Linked DNA regions of Homo sapiens: region 1 is linked to region 2. Evidence: chromatin loops called from intact Hi-C (ENCODE). Cell type or tissue: PC-9. All regions are shown on one strand. Each heading gives the region's core, and the rest is flanking DNA. Links, peaks and the distances in the headings are about the cores only. Region 1 overlaps MACF1 (microtubule actin crosslinking factor 1). Region 2 overlaps MACF1 (microtubule actin crosslinking factor 1).

Region 1 (2,917 bases), core at 211-2,710, 140 kb before region 2:
TGCCCTCTTATACTGAAAAAAGATTGTGTTCCCTTAACATATACTAACTAGCAGAGAAGGAAGGAAGCCCAGAAGAAAGATGGAGAACTGAGGAAATCAGGCTAAGATTAGAATTTCTTCAGGACACACAAGGATATATACCTCAAGTCTTGCAGAGTAGATAGCATTTTGAATCCTAGAGCTCACATGGCTTATGAGAAATAAAGAATGTTCATCCAGTCAGTCAAATATTGTCTCATCTCCAACTGTGTATATACCAATATGCTAACTACATTAAGGGACACAAAAGTGAATTAACTGAGGGGATAGGACAAATGGATATAATCAGAAAATGTCAAAATTAGGTGGTATGTGATAAAAGCCAAGTGAGTTATACATTGTAAATGATTAAGAGATCAGGAGTAGTGAGCTGGGGAGATCAAAAGCCTTTATAAGGCCGGGCATGGTGGCTCACGCCTATAATCCCAGCACTTTGGGAGGCCGAGGTGGGTGGATCACCTGAGGTCAGGAGTTCGAGACCAGCCTGGCCAACGTGGCGAAACCCTGTCTCTACTAAAAATACAAAAAAATTAGCCAGGCAAGATGGTGCGTGCCTGTAATCCCAGATACTTGGGAGGCTGAGGCAAGAGAATCGCTTGAACCTGGGAGTCAGAAATTGCAGTGAGCCGAGATCGCACCACTGCACTCCAGCCTGGGTGACAGAGCCAGAATCCATCTCAAAAAAAAAAAAAAAAAAAAAGCTTTATAAAGAAGTGGACTTGAGCTATGACTTCAGAAATCAAATACCTAAAATGTATAAGGAGTGTCTGGGGTAACTGGATGTAGTGTATGGTCTATATAGGAAATAACACTGGAAAGATAGTGGGGATCAAATACATCCAAGACTGGAGACACAGAAATAGGCTAGTTCTGAAGGATACAACCATTTATCAGATCAGATGGCCTTCGAATTGCTTTGGGGGAAGGATAAGCACTTACAGAAAGAACTGTGAATACAGACAGAAGGTCAGGAAATCATTTTGGAGATGAAAATTTTAGAGGGCTATAGCATAATTTATGTCTGTTTTTTTCCCATAGGAACCATGTATGTATATGCTAGCTATCCAATCACACCAGCTCTCTGCATTCTTAACAGAGGGTCCTTTGTTCCAAACAGTAAGGCTCAAAAGAAACATAGTCTGATAAAATCACACTGAGATCAGTACTCCCAGCTGGTGCAAGGGCTGATGCCATTCCATAACACACCCTACAGGAAGCAGCCTGAGATACACAGCTGATTGATTTCCACAGCAGGAGCCTTGTGGCAGTGTGGGGTGGGGACTGGTCAGGCATAGAGAAAATTCTTCAGTCGCTGACTCAGATTAGTTCCCCAAGATCCTGACTCTATCTGTGTAAGTCACTCCCGGAAGCAACACTATTTCTTAACTAATTTTCTTAAAAGGAGAGGAAAACCACAGAAGCACCCCCAGCGAGTGGAACTATTTAATCAGTTAACTCTTACTTGTCATGGGATCTGAAGATGGCAAAAATCAAATTCCCTAGCTTTCTAGAAGTAAGCTGAATAATTCTTTCATTGTAAGGGGCCGTCATCCTGTGTATTGTAGGTTGTTTCGCAGCACTTACTAGATGCCAGTAGCAGCTTTTCCAGTCATAACAATAAAAAATGTCTCTGGGCCAGGCACTGTGGCTCATTCCTGTAATACCAGCACTCTGAGAGGCTGAGGTAGGCAGATCATTTGAGCTCAGGAGTTCAAGGCCGGCCTTGGCAACATGGTGAAACTCTATCTCTACAAAAAATACAAAAATTAGCCAGGAATGGCAGCATGCACCTGTAATTCCAGCTACTTGTGGGGCTGAGGCAGGAGGATCACTTGAGACTGGGAGGTCGAGGCTGCAGTGAGCCATGATTGTGCCACTGCACTCTAGCCTGGGTGATGGGAGTGAAACTGTTTAAAAAAAAAAAAAAAAAAAGGAGTGGCGGGGAGTGGGAGTCTCTGCAAAGCTATGCTTGGTTGACAACCACTGGTGTAGCATAAACTTTGGTGCCAAACAGACCTTCCCAATCCCAACTCTAATATTTACTTGCTATGTGGCTCGAACAAGTTATTTTAACCTCTTCAAGTCTTAAGTTTTCTTATCTGCAAAATAGGATTTTAAATGTCTGATTTAGAGTTTTTTTCAGAGATCATTTAGACTCAGATCTTTCTTACTGCATTTACCACTACATCAGTACCACTGTAATTCTCTGTATCTGTTTCCCTTACTATAGATGGTCTCTGACTTAACAATGGTTCAACTGAAGATTTTTCAACTTTATGATGGTGAAAGTGATATGCATTCAGTAGAAACCATACTTCAAGTACCCAATCATTCAGTTTCTCTATTTCAGTACAATATTCAATAAATTACATGAGCGAGTCAGCACTTTATTATAAAATAGGCTTTCTGATAGATGATTTTGCCTAACTGTAGGCTAATGTAAGTGTCTGAGTATGTTTAAGGTAGGCTAAGCTGAGCTATGATGGTCAGTAGCTACTTTTTTTTTTTTTTGGAACGAAGTTTCGCTCGTTGCCCAGGCTGGAGCGCAATGGCATGATCTCAGCTCACTGCAACCTCTGCCTCCCGGGTTCAAGCAATTCTCCTGCCTCAGCCTCCTGAGTAGCTGGGATTACAGGCGCTCGCCACCACGCCCGGCTAATTTTTGTATATTTAGTAGAGACCGGGTTTCACCATGTTGACCAGGCTGGTCTTGAACTTCTGACCTCAGGTGATCCACCCACCTCGGCCTCCCAAAGTGCTGAGATGACAGGCATGAGCCACCATACCCGGCTGTCAGTAGGTACATTAAATGCATTTCTGACTTACAATAGTTTCGAGTTATGATGGGTTTTTCCAGACATAATTTCACTGTAAGTCA
Region 2 (2,917 bases), core at 302-2,801:
AAGAATAATAACTGTATTTGATTGGAACATTAAGTCTGCTTAAAAATCCACAAGTCACAGTGATACTAAAAAAAAAATGGTGAACAAAGGAACTATTATTGGTCACCTTTGGAGAATCTTAGCGAACCAACTAATTATTCTGAAAACTAGTAAACAGAAAGAAATGAAATTTTTAAATGCTTCAAGGAAATGTTTCTTCTGGCCGGGCACGGTGGCTCACGCCTGTAATCCAACACTTTGGGAGGCTGAGGCAGGTGGATCACCTGAGGTTGGAAGTTTGAGACCAGCCTGACCAACATGGAGAAACCCTGTACTAAAAATACAAAATTAGCCGGGTGTAGTGGTGCATGCCAGTAATCCCAGTTACTCGGAAGGCTGAAGCAGGAGAATCTCTTGAACCCGGGAGGCAGAGGTTGCGGTGAACGGAGATTGCACCATTGCACTCTAGCCCGGGCAACAAGAGCGAAATTCCGTCTCAAAAAACAAAAAAAGAAAGAAAGAAAAAGAAAAAGAAAAAAGAAAAGAAAATGTTTTCTCTATTTAAACATTTGTTATGGCCTGGTACGGTGGCTCACGCCTGTAATCCCAACACTTTGGGAGACCGAGGTGGGTGGATCACCTGAGAGCAGGAGTTCGAGACTAGCCTGGCCAACATGGTGAAACTCTATCTCTACTAAAAACATATAAATTAGCCAGGCATGTTGGCAGGTGCCTGTAATCCCAGCTACTTGGGAGGCTGAGGCAGGAGAATCTCTTGAACCCAGGAGGCGGAGGTTGCAGTGAGCCAAGAACACATCATTGCAATCCAAGAGCAAAACTCGGTCAAAAAAAAAGGAAATTAATTTAGTTGTAGTAGTTGGGGTGAATAGAGACAGTGAATAAATTCTCCTTACCTCCCACCTATGAGACAAACATTGGGCACTCACAGTGAGGGCAGGTTTGTGACCAAAAAACAAACAAATTTCTCTAAAAGCTCCTCTGTTCATAAGAGTTCCAAAGGGATAACTGTAGTCCTCCATGAAAGCTCAACAAAGTTTCCCATCCTGCCAGACAGAGCACACCTACCAAGTTCATGTTCCTGGTTATCCCTATGCCCAAAGCTTGCCTGAGGATACCCTGTGGTTCCACAAAAATACATTACCACCACACAATCCTAGCCCTGTCCATGCTGGTGACTGCCAGCATTGCTTCCAAACTAGAGCCTCAAGAAACAAGCCTAAGCACTCAGATTTTTCTCTCAGGAATTCGGGGACACCTGTTGTTCTATCTTTAACCAGCAGGTAGCGCCAACTCCCCAGCTAGGATGTCACCTTGGCCTCATCCCTGAAGTCGGCACCCTGCCTTCTATTCCCACTAGCTATCAGCCTCTAATCCATCAGCCTCATGTGCAGCAACTGTGTATCAGAGAGAGCTGTCTGAGAAATAGCTTTGTTTGGCTGACCTAAAAGGGATGTAAAAGAACAGCCTTTTTATAAAAATAGGGCTGTACTTTTCCAATAGCAATTCAGATCTAAAAAGGATTTGCCTTCTTAGGAAGAGGAAGGCCATGTGACCATGTGAATATTCTTCAAGATGCTCTTGGGTGTGATGGCCGCTGCAAGGTTGTGCTTGCCAGCACATATACAAACCCAGATACTAAAGTATTCTAATTAACGAGGCTTGTTTAAAGGTTATTAGAGATGAGAAAAAGTCTACATTAGAGCAGGACTATGAACCTTCACTCCACCATTCTAAAGCATCAACACCAACAGCTTTTCTCAACCCTCATATTCTGAGTCCTTCAAGAGCCTCATTTTGATTCAGCTGAGCAAACAGACCTCTAATAACCAGACTGCTGAGGACAGGGCCAAACCACAAATGGGTAAAAAAATCCCTCCATTTAATTAAGCAAATAATTAGGAAGTTTTGCGTTTACGATACAACAGCTTGTCTGCAGATCAATCTTAATTTTCCTTTCCAACTCCCATCCACCTTTGTTCACTGACAAATAGAGAGAAGGAAGGCTCAATGCTGTCTGTGGAAGGCAGTGCAACTTTCTAGGCCATGTCCAAACAAAGCAACAGGAATTCCAAACTTCACATGCCCTACCTGGAAATGCAAAATAATGGTCCAGATCAGACCCAGGGTCAACTTGGGGTTGCCATCTGTGATGTCATCATTGCGAATATTCACTAGTTTCACCTGAAAAAGAAATAAAAGCACGGCTCAGAGCTCTAGGACTTTTTGTTTTGATTAAATTTTTGCATCACTTCATTATTGATTTACAGTTAAACTGATTTCTTTTTTGGTGTACAGTTCTATGAGTTTTAACACATGTATAGATTCATGCAACTACCACCACAAAACAGTTTCATCACCCCAAAAAGGTCCCTTGTGCTGGCCCCCTCCTTGTAATCAAACCCTACTCTCACCCCTAATTCCTGACAACCACTGATCTGATCCTGATTCCTTGTTTTGCTTTTTCCAGAGTGTTGGATAAATGGGATCATGCAGCATGCAAGATTTTGAAACTGCCGGCCAGACGCGATGGCTCACGCCTGTAATCCCAGCACTTTGGGAGGCTGAGACAGGCGGATCACGAGGTCAGGAGATCGAGACCATCCTGGCTAACACGGTGAAACCCCGTCTCTGCTAAAAATACAAAAAATTAGCCGGGCATGGTGGCGGGTGCCTGTAGTCCCAGCTACTCAGTAGGCTGAGGCAGGAGAATGGCGTGAACCTGGGAGGTAGAGCTTGCAGTGAGCAGAGATTGTGCCACTGCACTCCAGCCTGGGCGACAGAGTGAGACTCCGTCTCAAAAAAAAAGAAACTGTCTTTTTATTTCACTCGGCATAATGCCCTTGAGATCCCTATCCAAGCTGTTGCATGAATCAACAGTTTGCTCCTTTTGATCGCTGAGTAGTATTCCATTATAGAG

The links. Peaks named below come from ENCODE experiments on the same cell type or tissue, not always from the same donor. Only the 100,000 strongest peaks of a DNase experiment are listed, where the experiment ranks them.
Region 1: a loop joins it to region 2, with 2.1 times the contacts of the local background. A loop is called at or near these places in 10 of 110 quality-filtered maps.

The regions. Positions count from the first base shown.
Region 1 is chr1:39,397,194-39,400,110 of GRCh38, reverse strand. All of the region lies in intron 58 of MACF1 (microtubule actin crosslinking factor 1), which reads right to left. Among named protein-coding and RNA genes, the nearest start is that of BMP8A, 93 kb to the left of the region's middle. In PC-9, for the core only: no CTCF peak of the experiment used is centred there; a DNase peak (open chromatin) is centred at 1,330; H3K4me3 peaks cover 356 bases; H3K27ac peaks cover 2,324 bases.
Region 2 is chr1:39,257,200-39,260,116 of GRCh38, reverse strand. It overlaps MACF1 (microtubule actin crosslinking factor 1), which reads right to left. Exons shown (of 101, transcript NM_001394062.1): 6 at 2,089-2,181. Among named protein-coding and RNA genes, the nearest start is that of MACF1, 54 kb to the right of the region's middle. In PC-9, for the core only: CTCF peaks have their summits at 1,094 and 1,294 (motif pointing right); a DNase peak (open chromatin) is centred at 1,266.